2 separate regions of the Homo sapiens genome follow, and region 2 is linked to region 1. A link is an interaction called in ENCODE POLR2A ChIA-PET data of the cell type or tissue named here. Cell type or tissue: HepG2. All regions are shown on one strand. Each heading gives the region's core, and the rest is flanking DNA. Links, peaks and the distances in the headings are about the cores only. Region 1 has its middle 140 kb from the start of LINC01777. Region 2 overlaps LINC01777 (long intergenic non-protein coding RNA 1777).

Region 1 (10,870 bases), core at 2,201-7,200:
CCTCTCTCCCTGCCAGAGTGAGCTCTGCTGCACCAAGAGATGAAATTCCAGCTCAAGGAGCCTCCAAAGTCAAAGCCCTACAGGGTGGTCACTCTCCCACATCAAGTAACTTGAATGGTTCTCCCCCTGACCACGCCTGGACTTTCATGAAATTACATCCTCAGCCTGTGTTGCCTCCTTCTCAAGCCATTTATTTTGAGAAGGAATAATGAGTGTTTTGAGCTATCTGATATTGGCTACTGGATGCAGTGTGCCAGGGTTTAACATCAGCCCATCTCTGAAACAGATGCCCAGGTTCTTTGTCAACATCACAGCCTATTTATAATCACACTCAAGTCTGCAGGCACCCAAGTCTGAACCTCAGCTGCTAAAATATTCAGAACAACAGAGCACCTAATAAAGCAACCTGGACCTAATGAGCCCCCAGCCCCTCCCCCTAACCCCCAAAAAGCTCTGCTGCGTATCAACAAAAGACATGTTTACCAAATTTTAAATTGTTTTCTCATTAAAATGTCTTTAATGCCTATTAAAATGTATGCTACAGATGCATGTTTCTCATAGTTATTGAAGGAATCAATGTGATATTCTCTTTCTAAGAGATGTCAGCATCTCTTTAAAAATTATTTTTCATTCCTTTAGGATTTTACAGCTGCTTTGCTCATTATTTGCCACATAAAACTTTGTTCCAATGAAATTGCCTAGAGGAGAATTAGTTCAGGTGGAGTCCCTCCCAAGTTCCACAGTGAAGCCCAGTTTCAGAAGTGAGTGTTAAAGGAGTTCAATGTGCTTGTCTGGCTTCATCGACATAGGGTGTGCCGTTTAAGTCAGATTGAAGGAAGAGCTCTGGGCCACCTAAGGCATGACCTTATATGTTATGACTTCATGGCTGCTAAACGTGCCCTGAAATCTTTTTCCACCTATGGTCAAAGTGGTGAAAATATCCCCACAAGTCTTTCCTGAGACTTAAAAACTTTTCTGTATCTGCATACTTTGGAAGAATAACATCTGTATTTCCACCACCGTCATAAATTATTTATTATGAGTCATTATATCAGTTTGGCTTCAGTCCTCCAGCAGAGTAAGAGAAAATGAATCTGAGTACAGACAAGTATTCACAGTTGGACTTGTGAAGAAAAGGCTCAAATTTGCCTGAGGGTAAATCAGCTTGGTAGGATTCTTCTACAAGTTCCACAGCTCCAGAGCAGATGGAAAGACCTTGGACTAGCTTCCTTTAGAGAAACCAAAGCTGCAGCATGAGGCACGTGCATAGCCCCCAGGATGGCAAAGCCTGTGGAATTCTGAATTCCCTGAGGGACTGAAACAATTCTGTAATTAATTCAACATTTACCAAGCACTTTCTCTGTACCCAGCCCTGAGCCAAGACCTGTGGGGAATAAACAGGTAAGTGTGGCAGAGTCCCCAGCCTCATTCATTCATTTAATCATTCATTCATTCATCATCCACTTACTGACGGCCTCTGAGGTACTAATAGCCTCAAGGAGTTATCTGAAGTTCAGCAGCCCTTCTTGAGAGCCCCACTTCTCTGAGAGTCTGGTCCAGGTGACACGTTCTGACTTCTCACCCACCAGTTACTTTTTCTTCCTCCTCGCTTCAGGGCCCTGACTTGCCTCAGGAGCTCAGCCTTCCCAATCTAAGTAGGCCAGATCAGGATCATACCCATTGCTGGGTTCTGGACCTGCCTTCCCCCAGACTCTCCACCAAGGCACAGATGCCAGGCCCTTTCCCTGCAGTTGTAAAAGTTGAATACTTCAGTTGCTTTGAAGACATCAACAGTGGCAACAAAGGGTGAAATAAGACACACACACACACACACACACACTCACACTCATGCAAGCACACATTGCTAGGAGAGCTATAACTTTGCAAAGAGTATTTTCTACCACTTGATCTTAAGAAACACGGGTTGATCTTGTTTAAAACAAACAAATAAGCAAAAAGTGCTAATCAAAGACCTTTGCTGATCAGATTTCTACCTCTCTGCTGTTAAAAGAAAAACTTTAGCCAAATTAAATTTAGAAGAGTTTAACTGAGCAAAGAACTATGCACAAATCAGGCAGCCTCCCAAGCCGGTGTAGGCACAGAGACTTCAGCACAGCTACATGGCAAAAGAAGATGTGTGGACAGAAAAAGGAAAGTGATGTACAGAAAACAGAAGTGAGGTGCAGAAACAGCTAGATTAGTTACAAGTTGGCACTTGCCTTCTTGAACACGATTTGAACAGCTGGCCACCTCTGATGGGCCAAAACTCGGTGATTGGCACAAGAGTAGGCTACAGTCTGTTTACAAGTCCATTTAGGTTATAGTTCACCATGAACAGAGAAACATTTAGGTCAAACTTAAAATATGTGAGGAGACAGCTTTAGGCTATACTTGAATTAACACTAACAGACCACAGATCCTGGACCTCTATGGGCAAAAAGGGGTTAACTCAGCCTTGAAATTAAGCAAATCCCAACCCTGCTCTTGAGTCCAGGGAGAAAAAGTCTTTTTTCATGTTAGGGAGCCTTAGGTGGTTCCTGACAGTTGTCAGGATACTTTAGAGTGTGGGCCACACTGGGTTAGCCTCAGTTGGGAGTCTCTTTGTTAAGCCTAAATCCTGACTTCCCTCCTCCCCACACACCCCACCTCCACCCACACAAAGATTCAATCCTGCTTTGCAAATGAGGACAAAGCCCTAAGCTACAGAAAATTTAAAGACGTTCACCAAACCAAAACATTTCTTCCTGTGCTGTGTCGGGTTCGCTTTCCCCCGCTCAGGGGAGGGACAAGGAAAAGCTGTTAGGAGCCTGACACGGAACAGGACTTTCATATAGATTTCCAACAATCTCGGGTTCCATTTGTGCCCACAGCAACGAGGTGGCAATTGGAAAATCACATTTGATGATGACCTTGTGAAGCCGCCCGATGGGACAAGTGGCCCGCATGACTTTTCCTTCCTCCCCACCCCACACCCACCTCCTTCTGCAATTTCACTGGGCATTTGCTCAGAGGGCAGTGCCCTTCTCACCTCCAGATACGCCGGGACTCCAACAACAGGGCAGCAGACTTCAGTTTAGACCTACTCCCTAAAACGCTCAAATCCTTACAATGAATCTATTGTAAGGGCATTAAAAGAAGCTAGATATTTAGGATGGGACATACCGGAAACCCTCTTGTACAATGGATAATGCCCCTCACACCCAGAATCCTGGTCCATCCTTTTTCTAAATGCAAGTTTTCTATTCGCTGCATCCTGGAGGGGATTTGTAAGAGAGGCAATCCCCCTGGCCAGTCCAGCTGGGGGAGCCGGGAGCTGTCAATAAGGGGCCTAGGACTGTTGATTCTAAAGTGACCAAGTGGCAGCTGTCACATCTTTGATAATGAGCAGAGGGCTTCTGTCTCAGGGTCACATGGATGCAACTGTTCTGCAGAGTGAGGGAAGGGGGCTTTCTATGCTGTCCCTAGATCTCATCAAGCTCTCCAGTACATTAGCTTTTATTCACAGAAGTATCTGTGTTGACTTTAATGAGTACTACTAATCAATAGCATTCACACTGTCTTTGGCATCTCGGGCTGCCATAGCCAAGTAGTGCAGACTGGGACTTAAACCACAGACACTTACTTCGTGCAGCTCTAGAGGCTAGGAGTCCAAGGCCAGGGTGCCAGCAGGGTGAGGGCCTCGTCCTGGCTTGACTGCCTTCTCTGAGCGTCCTCGCATAGCAGGGAAGAGAGAAAGCTCTGTGGCATCTCTTCTTATAAGGGCACGAATACCATCAAGAGGGCCCCATCCTCATGACCTAATTACCTCCAAAAGGACTCGCCTTCAAATGCCATCACACTGGAAGTCAAGGCTTCAACACATGGACTTTGGAGAGACACAACCATTTAGTCCATAACACACGACTGCCATACGTGACGCCTCTGCTGAAGGCTAAATGTGCCCTATCTCCCTGGGTGCTCACACCCTTCTATAAGTGTGGTATAATTATCTCCATCTTAAAGATGAAGAAATGGCGGTGGAGTAGGGGTAAGGAATGAGTCCCAGGTCACACAGCTGGTACGTGCCAAACTGGGATTCAAACACAAGTCAGTCTGGTTCAAGAACCAGGGTTCTAAACACACATGGCTGAAGCCCCCAGAAGCCAGAGTTCCTCCGAGCATCAGAACTTGGAGAATATTTAGACAAATGATTTTCAAATATACTTTAGCCAATAAAAAGTTTACAATGAAATCCTACGTGAAATGTCCATATATAAAATAGCTACAAAAGAAAAAACCCAAGCCGCTGTTCTGAAGCAGAGATTCAGGCACTGATGGACACTTCATCCACTTTACACTTCAGCCCTCCCCTTCCTTGCCCCATTTCTATCCTGGCAGAACTAGAGGCATAGATCCCCAGCCCCAAGGAGTCCAAAAAGTAAATAAGTAAACAGATAAATAAGTAAGTGGACCGAATTAAATATTTATTGAGATTATATGGTAGAATACATTCCCAGTGGACTAATGCTTCCATGGAAAATAACTATAAACGGGCCAGGTGTGGTGGTTCACGCCTGTAATCCCAGCACCTTGGGAGGCCGAGGTGGGCAGATCACCTGAGGTTAGTTAGGAGTTGGAGAAAAGCCTGGCCAACGTGGTGAAACCCCGTCTCTACTAAAAATACAACAATTTGCCAGGCGTGGTAGGGCACACCTGTAATCCTAGCTACTCCGGAGGCTGAGACAGGAGAAACGCTTGAACCCGGGAGGCAGAGGTTGCAGTAAGCTGAGATCATGCCAATGCACTCCAGCCTGGGTGAGAAAGCAAGACTCTGTCAAAAAAAAAAAAAAGAAAGAAAGAGAGAGAAGAAAGAAAGAAAGAAAGAAAGAAAGAAAGAAAGAAAGAAAGAAAGAAAGAGAGAGAGAGAGAGAGAGAGAGAGGGAGGGAGGGAGGGAGGGGGGGGGGGGGGAGGAAGGAGAACGATAAACTCCAGCCCAAAATAAAACAAACAAAACTTCTCAAAGCCTTTAGAGAGTGAACAAAGGCAAGAAGAAGAGACCAGTTGTGACAAGTCTCCCATCTGCACGGCTTTGATCTGTAGAAAGACCTTGATTCCAGCAGGGCTTGGTGCCGCTGGAGCCCTGATAGAGAACCCGCCATCTCTCTGGCTAGGAGGAGACACAGCCCAGGAGGCCACAGATGCTGGGGAGTGAGAAGGGAGCTCATGAAGGATAAGACCAGAGAAGGGGAGCCCCAGAGTCTGCCTTTAATCTCGACCCAAAGTCTCCAACTGACCTTTGAACTGTTCTCTTTATCTGAAAACAACTCAGTTAAAGAAAAAGGAAAAGGAACAGAACCAAGATCTGAGCTGCCACTACTTGTAGGTAACAGAATTTGTGGTTTGCATCTACCCAAGTGAATTGTCTGCTAAAACAAAATAATACTCCTTAGGGAAATGTAACAAACACCAGAATCTCCACACACAGCATTCACAACGTCCAGGTGCTACCCCAAATTACTCAACACACAAGAAAACCATGAAAGGGGGGATAATTCTCAAGTAAAAAGACAATCAACAGAGATCAGACCCAGGATGACTCAAATGCTGGAATTAACAGAGGTAGGCTGTAAAGCAGCTAGCACAACCATGCTCCGTGAGGCAGAAGGAAATGCTGACAGCAAGTGGAGAGAAAGGAACTCTCAGCAGAAAAGTAGAAAATGTATAAACAGAGAAAATGGAGCAGGTGGAACTAAAAATTAGAGTATCTGAAATAAAAACGTAAGTGATGGGTTTCATAGCAACAGGGAAATTATTAGTTAATAAGTAAATGAACTTGAAACCAGATCAGTAGAAATCATCCAGTCTAAAGAATAAAAAGAAAAATACTGAAGAAAAATGGACAGAGCCTTGGGGACTGGCTCTAAAATATAGGTAATTGGAGACTAGAGGAAGAATAAGCAGAAAAAAAAATTTGAAGAAATAATAGCCAACAACTTCCTAAACTTGGTGATGCATATAAATTGACATTTTCGAGTTTAGCAAAAATCATAAACAATATAAATGCAAAGAAAACCATGCCAGGCACATAATAATCAAACTGCTAAAAACAAAGATGAAACAAAAATCTTAAAGGCAATCGGAGATTAAAAAATAAGTCACAGACATAGAAAAAATAATTTCAATTACTGTAGACATCTACCAGAAACTATGGAGGCAATTCAACAGAAGAACACCTTTAAAATGCCAAAAGGAAAAGTGGCAACACAAAATTCTATGTGTCCATAGGCTGGGGCCCATTCCTGTTGGAATGATCCAGTCAGGAAAGGAGCAGGTGCTGGACAGAGGCAGAGAGCTGAGAGAACGGGCACCATCAGAGATGCTTCAGTCATCCATTCAGCAAATATCTGCTGGGTGACTGCCACGGGGGACAACCCTCTGGATGCAGGAACTACAGCCACAAAGAAGAAAAGAGGACACAGGAACCCCTGCCCTCCTGAAGCACCTGCTCACTCTGCCCTAGAGTAGTGAGGTTGGGCATGGAGCGGTGGAGGACACAAGGGCTGAGGAGCTTCTAGGTCCCGTCCCCAGGCAGGGAGCAAAGCTAACCATGGAGGAAAAGATGGAATTGTCAAGTGGACCTTTAGGCTGCAGCCTCCTAGGCCTTAAGATGAGGTTGCCAGATAAAATGCTAAATCCAGCCACCCTGCCCTGAGCCCAGAGTGGACTGCCTGCCCTTTTTTCATCCAAGAAGCCCCTCCGGTCCTACCTCCCAGGTTACGTGAGAGGAGAGGACCATCTGCTGCTGGCCAAGCCTAGCGGTCACTGCTGCTCTTTGCAGTCACTCAGGACTGTGGACTTGCTGGGGCGATTGATTGTCCATGAGTCAACAATTACAGCTATTAACCCAGCAATGTCTTCCCACTCACCACTAGCCACAATAAGTACACTAATGCCCTGGGATGGAGCAGGGCAAAGGAATGAGGGAGGGAGAGGGAGAAGAAGAGAAGGAAGGAGGAATGGAGGAAGGAAGAAAGAGTAGGAGGAAGAAGGAAGGAAGAAGAAAGGAGGGAGCAATGGATTGCAAGCTTTGGGAAGTCACACTTGGAAGAGGTTTACAGACACTGCAGTTGAGAAGGTGGAAGGCAAGGTCACAGAGCCTGACCCAGAGAGAGGCTCCATCCTCCTTCAGGGTCCACCCTGCAGACTGCATGCTCCAGCCCCTGCACTAAGCCCTGCCTGGCCCCCAGCCTTTCCCACCTGATGTTGCAGCCTCTCTCAGTAGGGGCCATTCACAGCCCATCCACCGCAGTTCTGACCACTGCGCCTCTCCAGCAGGGCCCTCTCCTGCTCATCCCGCCCACATCTAACTGGACCAGAGGCAGTCGGGAGGGAGTGATCTGGGAGGGGGGAGGTAGTCACCTCTGTATCATTTGCATTTTTATTACAAAATATGGATTTATGTGATTCTAAAATGCTTTATAACATTTAAGTTAACTTGTACCGGGGGAAGTTAGCTGAAACTATGCAAGTAAACCAGAACAATGATTCCCATGGTCCTGGCTCATGACGGCAGCCCTGTGCCAGCCCAGAGGCAATCAGGGAGGGCACTAGATGTGGAAATGCCCAGGTGGGACACTGGCTAGAGCCCTAAGTGTAGGAGCCCAGAGTGAGGGAGCCGGCCCAGAGAAGGGCGGTGCAGTTCTGCAGGAAGGGGAAGAGCTGGCTCAGGTGCTGCTGAACATTTGGGGAAGGTTGTGGCTTTCCCACCTGGAAATGAAGCTCCTGCAGGACTAGGGGATGAGGACAAGGGGAGCTGTTTGTTTTCTCTGAGGGTATTTGTCTTGGCTGCCCACTGAGCAGGAGAGCACACCCATGTGGACAGCGGCCTCCATGCCCCTTCTCTTTCCTGTAGTCTCTGACTGTCCTCCTCCATCGTCAGCAGAGGGGTTTGAGAGCTTTGATGCCACCCCAGGCTCCAAGGCCCCACCCACCATGGGCAGTGTTAGCCCCTCATATATCCCATCTCCATAGCTACACTGATTGATTTGTAAACAGTTATGCAATCTGCCTGGCCAACGAAATCAAGGTTCATCTCGGAAGATTCCTGGGAAGAAGTCTCTTCTAGCTTTCTGCAGGAGCTACTGGAAGAAACTGTTTTATTTTGTTCTTACGGATTCAAGATGGAAAAGATGCAGGCTGAGAGCTGCCGGCAGCCAAGTTGTCAGCACAGGGAGGGCTGCCTGAAAACAGCGCCAACACCAAGAATAGAGATGGAGAACCAAGGCACCGCGTGACGGCGAGCCCTGATCAAACCACACCTGATGCTAGGGCTCTCCCGGGGCTGTTTTGCCCTGTGAGGCAAGGAACTGCCTTTTTCCTTAAGCCAGATGACATCGGGAGCTGGGCTTTCTATAACCTCCCTAAAAAAGAGCCCTAAGTGATACGTGTCTCTGAATGAGGCTGCACACTTGTTTTGCGCCTGGAAATGCTCAGCTCACCCAGCACACGAGTAGCAGTATTTTTCTGTTGCATTACACATATCAGCTTCTCAAAATCACCCCTTCCTGAGACACTGAAAAGCTGGGCTGGGGTCCCCTCAAAGACCCCAGTGCTAGGTCCATGGGCTTCTCTCCGAGGACTAAGAGGTTTCCATTTACTATGTTACATTTCCATGGAAAATGAAACTCTTGATAGATTTCCATGCATTCTTCCCCAGCTGCCCACTAAAAGAAAACATTTATGGTTCAGTTAATTTGGGTTGTGTCTCAATAATGGAAATAACTGGATCATGCATAGGCCCTGGAGACTGTGGCTACCTTAATAGCCTGACACACAAGCTGCTTGATTGAAAATAATGAATCAAATGCCAAATGGCTGAACCCACAGCCAATTTCTACACGATCAATATGGAGGCGTAACTGACAGAGCTGCGGCTCTTTTCATCCTAAAACGAACACTTAATTGAAGAAAACGTCTAACAGAGCTCAGGTGCAGCCATGACTGAGCAAATCACCCCGAACCCCAGGACAAAGGAAGCAGGAAAGATTTGAGGCTCCTCCGCCGAAACCCCTTTGTTTATGTATGATGAAGCCCAGACCTGGGGCCGCTGTCCTGGCTCTTTTTGTTGTTGTTGTTGTTATACTTTAAGTTTTAGGGTACACGTGCACAACGTGCAGGTTTGTTACATATGTATACATGTGCCATGTTGGTGTGCTGCACCCATTAACTCGTCATTTAACATTAGGTATATCTCCTAATGCTATCCCTTCCCCCTCCCCCCAACCCCACAACAGGCCCCGGTGTGTGATGTTCCCCTTCCTGTGTCCATGTGTTCGTCCTGGCTCTTTATTTATTCATTAGTTTTGCCTGTGCAGCTTTTCTTTTAAGTCTTTCCCCCACTTTTTTTGAAAAACCAGAGGGAAGGGAATTAAAAAGAGAAAGCCAAATCTTAGCTATGTCAGATGGCACTTTGTAAATTAAGCTTCAAAGACAGAGGTAGAAAGCTGCTGTCAGCTGGGTGTCCCGGGTAGAAAAATGCAGTGGAGATTCACTTAGCAAGCGATCAGCTGGATAATAAAGCCGCCAGTGGGGCCGCGCCGGTTCCTCTTGCCCTTCTCAGTGTGGCGTTTGGAAAATTGTTGCTTCAAAGCTTTTGTGATGGAATTTTGCTACATTAATTCAGTTTTTAAATCCTGTTCTTGAGGAAAGAGAAGCACAAAAAATAAACACAGGCTTGAGAAAAGAGAGCTGCAATCTCTGGGATGGGTTGAAAGATGAAGAGACCTCATCAGGAGAGTGTGGCGCGGCATGTTGGCCGCACGGCTGGTTCTGTGTCCCTGTGGGGAGGGCACGGGACTGCACATGTGGGACCCTCCACGGGTGAGTTGCTGGAACATTCTCTCAGCCTTGGAGACAGCTCCCAGGTCTTGTTTGTTTAATATCCTCTAGAAATATCCTCACCTCTCCAGGAGCTCCCGCACCCCAGCAGCCGGGCCCTGGCTGCCTCTCCTCTCCCTGACCACTGGGAGCTCTCTGTCCACTGGGCACTGGCCATGTCGCCTGGCCTTGCCACCCATGAAGATGGAGAGCCCCTTATGGACTGCAGCAGGGTTTTAGATATCCATTTCTTCTATCCCCAGCCATGTGCACAGGCACCAAACGTGACTTGATGAATTGAGACATTCACTCCCAATTAGCCGCTTGACACTCTACAGCATTTATGAGTGTCCAGCAGGCCCTACCGCCTGCAGAAGGCCCCTGGGACAAATCTGGTCTCCCAAGGCATTTGATGAGCTGGAACTTCAGCTCCTGGAGGCTGGCTTGCACTCCCTTTCATCGAAACTGCCGCTGCCTGAGCCAGTGGGACAGATCACCCAAGACTCAGGTCTGAGACGGGTCTCTTGGGATGAAGGGGTGGTAGGCAAATACGTCGAAGCCATGTCACCTGAGGCCCACTATCAAGCAAGCTCTGGCCTGCACAGGCCTCCCCCTGATATTTGCAAATGTCGTCCTCATTTTCAGTTAGGAGCGGAAGGTGGCTGCGCTGCCAGGAGAGAAGGCGTGGAGTGGAACGGGGAACACCAGCAGCAGAACTTCCCGACACAGGAGACGAGATATTCTGCACCTACAAATTCTTCACCACAGACCTCCCTTCCACCCTCGCCTCCCATGGCTCGCTGAGTCAAAAGCAGCATTGGAGGAGACTTTCTTTCCTGTTTACAGTTGAGAGGTGGGGCAGTAAGGTGGTGTCCCTAACTCCTGCAAGGAACATTGAGGCTACACAGCTCACCTTGATTAAGACATCCTCTGTGATTGGCACTTCACTCCATTTGGTCACTGTGGTCACCTTGCCTGAGATGGGGTTGCTTGTTCATGTTGCCCCCAGGTTTG
Region 2 (10,870 bases), core at 3,360-8,359, 150 kb before region 1:
CACTCACAGTAAATGCCTTGGCCATGCTATGAACATGCTTTCTGGCAGAGTCTTAGGATAGATTTCTGGATATACCCCAAGTGTGTTCTGCAGCTACTCACCAAACAAAGGATTCTGTGGTCAAAAAAGAGAGAAAAAAACAGCACAATATGTCAGCTACTGCCACAAGACTGCTGTCTAGAAGAACTCCCTGGAACTCAAGCTCTGTAATATCCACCGCCCACACGACCACAGGCCAGCAGGAGTTTGGCCTGTCCAGACTGGCCTTAGCTGGGCTGGGTGGCAAGCTGGTGGGGTCCGCATCTTACCTGCGGGCCTTTCATCTGGCTTGGATCAGTGGCTACTCAGGTATCTTTTTTGTTGTTGTTGTTTTTTGTTTGTTTGTTTTTTTGAGACAGAGTTTCACTCTTGTTGCCCAGGCTGGAGTGCAATGGTATGATCTCGGCTCACTACAACCTCCGCCTCCCAGGTTCAAGTGATTTTCCTGCCTCAGTTTCTTGAGTAACTGGGATTACAGGCATGCACCACCACATCTGGCTAATTTTGTATTTTTAATAGAGACAGAGTTTCTCCATGTTGGTCAGGCTGGTCTCAAACTCCCAACCTCAGGTGAGCCACCTGCCTAGGCCTTCCAAAGTGCTGGGATTACAGGCATAAGCCACCACGCCTGGTCCACGTATCTTTTCTTATGGTGAAAGAAGGCAAAGCCAATCACACAACATATTTCAGATCCTGCTTGGTCATGTCCTGGAATATTCCAACAGCTGAAGCTAGTCATGTGGCCACTTCCAACTCAAGCAGAAGGAAGTACACGTCAGCCACCACACCAAGACAGGACACGACTGTAGGGGAGGGCAGAATTGAGACCCAAATTCAACCAGTGACAGGATCGCTGCTGCTGCCTGGAGATCCACAGTTCACCATCGCGTAGCAAAGCTCTGAGACTCCCTGGGGTGACAGCATCAGTTTCATGCAGCCCAGCATTCCCCATATTTTTAAACATATGTCCTGTATTTAAAGCATATCTTTTATAATCCACATAAGTAGTTTTCTGCAAAATGCACATTGAAAGACACAGATATAATGTCAATAATGTGGGATTTGTAATCATCAGAGTTTCATTGTCACCTGGACGAAAGAGGCCACTTAAACTCCCCCACTTCCAGCCCCTCGTGTCTAAAACAGGGGTAAGATCTGTCCTACCAACCTGCCAGGGTTGGAGGGAGAATGGGCTGAGATGGCTGGTGACAGCGTCCTGGCCATCTTGCAGGGATCAGGTCTGTCTGTTATTGCAGGGAGGACAAGACATGCCAGTGTTGAAGCTGAGAGCTGTAGGGCTGGACTAGCCCCAATAACTCGCCAGGAAGAAAGCCAGTGAGCAGGGTTGTTTCTAAGCTTGGTTTCTGATCATTCTGTCCTGCCAGCATTCCAGCACATGCCACCGATTGTGACAGCTTCTTTCTAGGGTATGTGCCAATCCATAAATATTTCAGACTAGAAATGTGCACTGGGCACCTCCTTATTGATGCTATCCCCATCTCAGTAAGGAGCACGGGTGTCGTGGTCTGCATCTGTTCTCGCCACTGCTTCTCTTGTGAAAACATCCAGTGCCTGGATCCACACAGGCCCCAAGTTCTTGCTCAGGAGGATTTTTAGACTTGAAGTCCCCAAAGGAGGATTTGGGGGCAACATGCCAATGGGAGCCAGGTTTCACTAAAAGGCTGCAGTAAGAAACAATCCCCCAATCCCAGTGGCTCCCAAGCCGCAGAGGTTTGTTTCCAGTTCGGGCCATGTGGGGCTGCTCCACAAGTCTCTTCATTGAGCCTGGGACTGGCCTTTCTCATGGCACTGGGAGGATGGAGGCCAGCTTCCAGAATGGTGCTGCTCCTGGGAACTGCTTCAGTGAGACAACTGCCAGATCCACTCCTGTCCCCTCAACGTGCCCACCTCCAGCTTCTAGTGGAGGAGACAGCTTCTCCATCAGGAAGGCTCTGAGATTTGGTGGCAACAGGTAAAGGTGTCTCATCCTCCTACTGAGAGAAGGGTTCTAACAGTGAGCCACAATACCCAAGGAGCCAGAAACCCCCCGGGGCCCTTCCTGGAAACACCAGGTGATGTGCTGTCTATGGGAGTCCATCACCCTCAAACTAGGGCTGCCAGCTCAAAGGGCAAAGACTACATTCACCTCCTTAAGAAAAATGCGTGGTGGAAGGCCCGAGTCTGTTCGGGCTGCTAGAGCAAAATGTCATAAACTTAGTGTCTTATAGACGACAAAAGTGTGTATTTCTCACATTTGTGGAAGCTGGGAAGTTCAAGATCAAGGCACCGGCAAACTCAGTGGTGCTGAGGACCCACTTCCTGGTTCATGGACAGCACCTTCTTGCTGTGTCTTCATGCAGTGGAAGGGGCAAGGCAGGTCTTACGTGTCTCTTTTTTTTTTTTTTTTTTTTTTTGAGACAGAGTCTTGCTGTGTTACCCACGCTGGTCTTGAACTCCTGGGCTCCAGTGATCTTCCTGCCTCGGCCTCCCAAAGTGCTGGGATTACAGATGTGAGCCACCATGCCCAGCCAGGGGGTCTCTTTTATAAGAACACTCATCTCCTTTATGAGGGCTCAGTCTCTATGATGTAATCACCTCCCAGAGACCCCCACCTCCTAATTCCATCCCCTTGGGTGTGAGGCTTTCAACATATGAGGTTTTGAGGAGCACAGAAATTCAGAGCACAGCAGGGAAGGTGTGGATTTCCTCATTCTTACAGGCTTATCAACCATGCACCTGAGCCCTTGATGCTGCACCCAACTCAGGCTCTCTTCTACAGGGACTCTGTATGAGGCCACAGAGAAGCAAACAGAGAAGCAAAACCAGTCAGGCTCTTACTCTCACCGCTACCCATACTTCACTTCCTACACCAGACCAGTGGGACTTTTCCCCCACACGCCAAGAAGTTCTCCAGGGGTCACTGACAGGGTGTCCTCCGGTTCAATTTAATCCTCATGCTACCTACCTGGAGGTAGCATCAGACCCCACAGGTGAAGGGCTCAGTCCCAGAGGCTGCCCACACTTCACATGCCAGTTGCAAGTCTGCTTGCCCCCAACTTCTGTCTGACCTGACTACAAATTGGAGCTTCCCACAACCCCTTCTCCCATTCGATTAATTTGCTAGGATGGCTTACAGAACTCAGGGAAACACATGCTTATGTTCACTAGCATTTTATGCCAATAGAGGGGATTCCAAAGGGCACACAGGGGCAGCCAGATGGGAGGTGCTTAGGGCCAGGCATGGGGGCTGGGGTGTGGGGCTTCCATGCTCTCTCTACAGAGCTGCACCCTACAGGCGCACCCACATGTTTGGTCATATGGAAATTCTCCAAACCCCATAGTTTAGGGGTTTTCATGTCGACTTTATCCCATAGGCCTGATGGATTACTGACTCAATATCTAGCCCCTCTTTCCTTCCCAGAGGAAGGGAATGGGGCTGAAAGTTCCAGGCTCCTAATCCTGGCTCAATCTTTCTGATGACCATGCCCCATCCAGGAGCCTTCAAGAGTCACCTTATTAGACTAAAAGATGCTCCAGTCACCCAGGAAATGCCAAAGAATTTACAAGCTCTGTGTCAGGAACCAGGGTCAAAGATGAAACATTTGAACAAAAGATTTCTCACAGCACCCCTACCACTCAGGAAATTCCAAGGATTTGGGGAGCTCTGTGCCAGGAACTGAGGACAGAGACCAAATATATGTTTCTTATTGTTATAATTTTTTTCCTACTATTTCACTGAGACTTCCTGCAATTAAAAGCTTGGGGCCTTATGCTATGAAATTCCAGATTTAAAAAACTCTAGTTCTCTTCCACGTGTATGGCAAGACTCTGCCACAGTCTGTAAACCCCACAGTCTTCACCAGGCCCCTACTTTGCATAACTGAGGTCCCAAATCCTGCTCTTTGCTGACGGGGTGCAGGAGGGAGCAGAAATGATCAGATCTCATTGAGCCTAGATAACTTCGCAATGTGGATTCTACTGAAACCTGAATATAGTCAAGGTGCAGTTGAAAGACAGTAGATACTCTTTCTCCTACGATATTTCTGCATAGTACAAACAGCCAGCAGAGGGTAAAAAAGGAAGCTGAACCTAAGCCACCTGTAAGTACCTTCAACAAAAGGGCTGGATTTTTCAAAATAATTAAAATTGAAAAATGTGGAGTGTTCATTTTGTTAACAAGAGCTCGGTTACTGCTTTTACTGTGAAATGCCATATATTCAAGTAGAAAACACTGAAACCAGCAGTTGTCTTCAAAGCCACAGTATCAACAATATGGGTGAAACTCCCGTGTTGTGTGTATGTATGTATATATGTGTGTGTATACACCTGTGTGTATGTGTATATGTGTGTATATGTATACATGTATATATGTGTACACATCAGTGTATGTTTATATGTGTATAGACATATGTGTCTGTAGGTATATATGTTTGTATGTGTATATGTATGTATATGTGTGCATATGTATGTGTGTATGTAACTGTATATGTGGCATATACATGTGTGCATGTATATATATGTATGTGTATATGTGTGAATACATGTGTATATCTATGCATACATGTGTATTTGTGTATATATGTGCATGTATGTGTGCATGCATGAGTGTATGTGTGTATGCATGTGTGTGTGCACATGCGTGTGCATATATGCATACACATGTATGCACGTGTATGTGTGCATATGTGTGTACGTGTATATATGTGCATGTGTGTATATGTGTATGTATGTGTATGCAAGTGTGTATACATGCATGCATGTGTATATGTGTGTGTGTTTGCATGTGCATGCCCCTCTTGAAACCCATCCCCTGCCTCTGAATTTGGCCCAGAGATAAACACTACTCTGCATTCATTGAAATGACATCAAGCCACGTGAAGTTCTCCTTTGACTGCCTTGTTTTTGTGTAGGTGGAGGATCCCAGCTGATGTTTTAACTACACCCTGACTAGCAAGGCCCTCCCAAGACACACACACACGCACACACATCATATACATGTGTATACATACACATCACATATTTATATGCATCTATACCATGTACATGTTTACACACATGTCACATATATACAATATATACATGCATCTATATCACATACATGTTTATACACACATATCACATAAGTATACTATATATCATCTGCACATTTAGGCACACACCATATATATATGCATGGATATCATATACATGTTTACACACTTATGTACATATGCACTCTATCTCTGTTGCATCTTGTACACACAATCTGTTGCACACTCTTGCACACCACCTCAAACCCACTCATCACACAATTTTACTCTCACACTCATACACGCACTCATACACACTCACACTGTCACACTGACACTCACACACATTCTAACACTCACACACACTCACACACCAACATGCTTCACATACTCCCCATCTTGTATACACTCACACAGACACACCCACACTTAGCCTCTGCAGTCTTTCACCACTCTGTCTCACACACATAAATGCCCACACACACATTCTTAGTCACTCACTCCTCCTTGTATTCACACATACACACACACACAATGTCACACACGCTCACATACACACACAGTTGCATGCACACAGACACAGAGTCTCTCACAGTCAAACAGGCAATGCCAAGCAGTGTGTAGATTGAAGAGGGGACATTTGATCATGATGAGTGGCCCATGCTTTGGAAAGGAGAGTGACAGGTTGGTCTGGGTTTGAATTTGAGGGCCTGAGAAAGGTTCAGTGCCTGGCTGAACTTCAGCCTGGTGAGCGATGACATCAGCCTCACAGGGTCGGAGGCCACTCAAGTCGACATCTCATTTTTCAGGAGGCCCAGAGATGGAGCCCATGCTCCCGTCCTGGGGGCAGGTGAGGAGAGGCCCATGACCAGCGTGCAGAGCAGCCGCATTTCTGGACCTCAGGAATATCTGAGTTGTTGCCACAGAAACTGAAAGAGGTTTCCTAAGAAATAAGCTTTTCTAAAGAAGCGTGTTTACATGGTTATAACAAACATGTTTAGAGCATCGTATGTCTGCGGCCATGGCTTTGGCAAAGTCGTTTCATTCCGCAAACAACCGTGCAGTGAGCTGCCTTGCTGTGCACCTGCCCTGCTCCAGACCCTGGACAGAGCAGCCAGGGCCTCCCCATGAAACCTTCTAGCATGTGTGAGATCCTCCATAAGTAGGAAGTCCATGCAGGAGATCTCAGCAGTGGCTAATCTGCAGGTGAGAACACGGAACCAGGTGGGGAGAGCTCAAGGAGGGAGCTCAGAGCAGGCCTGTTCATAAATGACATCCTGACTCAAACCTCACAACACAACGGAGAGGGCAAGGAAGCTTCCAGGGGGACGGTATGCCGGGGGGAGGGGACAGCAAGGGCAAGAGCTCAGAGGCGGGGCATGGGAGGAGGCACAGCACGGGAAGGGGCGGGGCATGGGAGGAGGCACAGCATGGAAGGGGCGGGGCATGGGAGGAGGCCCAGCACGGGAAGGGGTGGGGCTGTGGGAAGAGGCACAGCAGGGAAGTGGGTGGGGCCGTGGGAGGAGGCACAGGCGGAAAGGGGGCGGGGCTGTAGCCTAGGATGAAGCCTTGGATGCCATTTTTAGGGGCACCTGAAAGCTGCCAGAAGCTTAGGTGCGAGCTGAGAATTGAAAATGCACCTCACCTTTTGAAAACATGACCAGATCGCTGCAGAGAGAAGGAATTTCTAGAGTGGAATGTGCGGGAAGTGGGGGACTTCCCAGAGAGGAGTCATCACAAGGGGCCGGAGAGAGGCAACGGGCCCTTTGCACAGGCTCCTGGGCAGAACACGAGCAGGAAACGGGGACTGAGGCAAAGGAAGAACCTTCCCAGCTCCGGAGGACACTTTCCTGGGAGATGAAGTCGTGATGGAGTGGATGTGAGTCCCATCAGCCCCACTGCTGATGTCTGGGTGCCACGGAACCATCTTCCATGGCAACGCTGCTGCTATTTCACTCGCTGCCGTCGGGCCCAGGACGATCCCTCCTTGAGCCGGTGAGGCTTTTACACAGTCAGCCTGAAGCCAAGCAGCCTGTTTTGTTGACTTTTTGCCCAATCATGTCCAGCACGTGGAAACCATACCCCACGCAGAGATCAAACCTCCACACACAGAGCGAGGAAAGGAAGCAGGCTTTGCTAAAAGGACCCCATCATTCTGGACTGACGCCTTCATTAAGTCCTTTGTAATTCATCCTTATAGACATAAAATTATCGTCCGAAGGAAGAATGTTAATAAAACTGACATTTCTCCGTCAGTCATCTTAATTCACAACATAACACTTTCCGGAGCCAGTTAGGTGTGCCTGATGACTACATGCGGCTAAACATTGTTGTTCACTGGAAACGCACATTTCGAAGTCCCTGCCATCATTGATTACACTGAGAGCAGCCTCTTTGGTCTGGAGAAGCATGTTAATGTTACTGTTTTTGTGCCAGGCCGGCGGGGGAGCACACCCTCAGCCTGCGCCACCCTCAGGGACCCATGATGTCCCGAGAATCCCAAGAGCATGTGAGCCTCCTAGCTTGTGACAGCTGTGTGGAAGGGCCACGCCATGCACGTGGAGAGAAACCTGCCTCAGAAGGATGCCCAGGTGGCCCAGTTGTGGATGCAGCCACTGAAGCCTCCCTCTGGGGTCCCCCTCCAACAGCCTCAGTCCTCCCGATCACCTGCGCTGACCCCCCTCCCCACATCCCATGAGGAAGCTCAGCTCTTGGAACAAAGGACCTGGGACTCAGCCTTCTGATGTCGCAGGACTTTTCCTTAGCTCAGCTAATGACGGGGTCCTTGTCACATGGCCATGAAAGATTAGGCTCACAGACAATTTGAAGACTGAGAATAATAGGATTTATTGGGCAAAAAGGAAAATAAAGGGGGAATGGGGACTCAGCAGAGCAAGAGTCTCCCCAGTATAGGCTTCCCGCCTCACAAAATAAATTCCAGGTTCCAACCAGGAAGAGGAGTGGCCAGGCTCCTCCCTGCTGCAAACACCGTGAACTTCTGTGGCTCCACTCCAGTGTACATGCCCAGCGAGCAGGCCGGCTGGAGTTTCTCCGAGAACCCCTTGCCACCTGGCTGTCTCACTGAGAGTGTGTTGGATTCACTGGAGAAAAAGAGAGGGAGGCAGAGTGATGCCAGGGATGCAGAGGGACCAGAGGTCAGGTTCCTAGGGCTGCCAGGACAGGGGACCACAGACGGGGAGCCTTCACCAACAGAAATGGGTTCTTTCATAGTTCTTGAGGTCGGACGTCAAAGATCAAGGCGTGGGCAGGGCTGGCTCCCTTGAGGCTCCGTGGGAGGCTCTGTCCCAGGCCTCTCCAGCTCCTGGTGGTTTTTGGCAATTCCTGATGTTGCTCAGCTTGCAGATGCATCACCTGATCTCTGCCTTCATTGTCACTTGGCATTTTCCCTCCGAGTGCATGTCCACTTCTGTGCCAGGTTTCCTCTTTGTATAAGATGTTCAATGAACATTACCTTGTCTCTTGTTAAAACAGTGAGGAAGACTTTATTCAAGACCGCTGCAATGGAGGAGGGAGACTGAGATCAATGCCAAATGCAATGAAGACACCTGGGATTTGTAGTCTGGGGGCCCATGAGGAGCTGGTGGATGGAACCACCAAGAGGAGACCCAGGGACAGGGACTCTCACTGTGGACTCAGCAGGGCTCCTGCTGCAACTGGGCTGCAACTGGGGGTGGCCAAGACAGACAAAAGCTTGGTCAATGAGAAAGACCTTGTCAGGAACACACTTGTGACCTTGAGCATTGACCATTGACATTCGATTTGTCCTTTAGCATTGACCTTACACATTTCATATGACCTTTGACATGGACCTTTCACATCTGATTTGTCCTTTGGCATTGACCTTACACACTTGATTTATCCTTTGACATTGACCTTTGACATTTCTTATTGGAGTAAGGCCTACCTCAGTGACCTCTTGTCAACCTGATGATCTGCAAAGACCCGATTTCCAATAAGGTCACATTCTCAGATACTAGCGGTCAGGATTTTGACATCTTTTAAGGGGACATAACTCAACCCATATAAAAGGGTATATTTACCTTACAAAATCCAGCTAGGAGCATTGTCAGCAGGTCAGCCTCCCTAGAAACAGAGCCTGAGAGGTCTTCCGACCTGGGGAGAGGTTACTGTCAGGATAAACCTATAAAGGAGGGAAGGAAGGAACCTGGAGGTGGAGGAGACCTTCATCCCACCTTGTCAAGCCAGGATGACTCAGGCATTGGCCTGATCTCAAAGGAGAGCCCAGAGCCCAAACTGCTGTACAGGGTGCTCCACCACTGCCGCAAGGGGACCCTTTGTACCTGGATCAGTCAGTCCTGGAGAGGGGTCAGCCTCCCCATCAGGCGGCTTCTGGAGTGGAGAGCAATTCTCCTGGGGGTTGAGGGAGAGCTGAGAGACCTCAGGAGTCACAACACACTGGGGGCCGGTCTCAGGCCTGGCGAGGGAGATGGAGCAGGGCACGGCTGAGCAGGGCACGGCGGGGTGGGGCAGCCCAAGCATGTGGCAGCAGAAATGATGCTCCAGGTGCTCACGTGGGCCAGCCTTGCTGCTGCACTGGGAGCTTCTGGCTCCTGTCCTCTCCAACCCCATATATCTCGCCGAGAACTAATGCCCTTTAATGAAATCAAGCGACAGTGACAAAAGCCCTAATTTTATGTCTTCTTCATTCTCCAGCTGCAGCTGCAGTGCCCTTAGGACATTTCCGTTGACCAAGTGCAATTTATCTGAACTGAAAAGGAGCAGAAAGAGGCAGCTGCAACTCGGAGCTCCCTCTGTGGGCAGAGTGAGAACCTCGGTTTTCTCAGTATTTTGTTTGTCTTGTGTGTCCCCATGGGACGTCATCACTGCAGTTCAGGGGTGGTGACCAAGTTTGTTTCCCTGGTGGGCAATTTCCCATAATCTAACCCCAGCAGCAATTCCAAATCACTTTAAATCGAACGAAATAAATGTCTCTTTTGTTTCCGTCTTCTGAGGTTGGGGAGGAGAAACTTTGTTGCAAAAGAACTTTAAAAAAATACCCTTAAGGGGTTGCATTATTCAAAATGTCACAAAATAACCTTTGTGTTGGACACTTTAAATAAAAGAATGCTCTGTGAGTAGGTTGGGGAGGATGGAGGGAAGGTGAAGTTATTTTATTAATTACTTAAAAAAAACTTTAAAAAAAAATGCCCCCAAACCACAAGGCAGAATGACCCTAAATCTTTGGAGGACAAAATCTTGGGCTAACTTAAAAAAATTCTTCACATACTTGCGCTGCTCGGTTTCCATGGGAACCTAAAGAGGAACTCTATGATGCCTGCAGAACATCTATTTTTACATTAACCCTTCGTATCACAAACAAAGGAAAAATAGACAAGAGAGGGAGAGATGGGGAGGGGCAGCTTAACTATCTTCACTTGTGCTTTAAAGACCTCACAAGTGTAGTTGGGCTGGAGGACAAGACCGCCAACATCATCTGAAAACGGAAAGCAGACTGGTATATTTCTTTCTTTTAGAATGACACTCAGGAAAAGTAATTAACATGAATGTTGTTAAGTCTGCTATTTGCACCACGAGGACAATTCCAACTCAGGCAGCAGCATTTTCATCCTGGGATCTGAGAGCCTCGGAATGGGGGATTTGATCCTAGAGGCAGTGAGAAATGTGTGTATGCAGGTCATTATTCTGGGTTTGCAGCTGGGCTCACGTCCAGCCTTATGCCACTGGGTCTGGGTTTACAGCAGTTCTGAGCCCCCTGGGAGGGGCCTGGAAACTGTCAGTGGGTGAACACAGTTGCCTTTTAGGAAATAATGTTACCCACC

The links. ChIA-PET counts read pairs that join two places held together with the same protein. Peaks named below come from ENCODE experiments on the same cell type or tissue, not always from the same donor. Only the 100,000 strongest peaks of a DNase experiment are listed, where the experiment ranks them.
Region 2: POLR2A ChIA-PET joins it to region 1 with 7 read pairs; 2 of 35 experiments call an interaction of 5 or more read pairs at or near these places.

Annotation. Positions count from the first base shown.
Region 1 is chr1:4,268,202-4,279,071 of GRCh38, reverse strand. No RefSeq gene overlaps it. Among named protein-coding and RNA genes, the nearest start is that of LINC01777, 140 kb to the left of the region's middle. In HepG2, for the core only: no CTCF peak of the experiment used is centred there; a DNase peak (open chromatin) is centred at 5,101.
Region 2 is chr1:4,421,688-4,432,557 of GRCh38, reverse strand. It overlaps LINC01777 (long intergenic non-protein coding RNA 1777), which reads right to left. Exons shown (of 6, transcript NR_027088.1): 4 at 9,371-9,798; 5 at 9,110-9,210; 6 at 7,874-8,564. LOC105376674 (a long non-coding RNA gene) reads right to left here and starts at 412. Exons shown (of 3, transcript XR_946894.2): 1 at 309-412. RefSeq lists enhancers at 6,986-7,487, 9,045-9,545. In HepG2, for the core only: no CTCF peak of the experiment used is centred there; no DNase peak of the experiment used is centred there.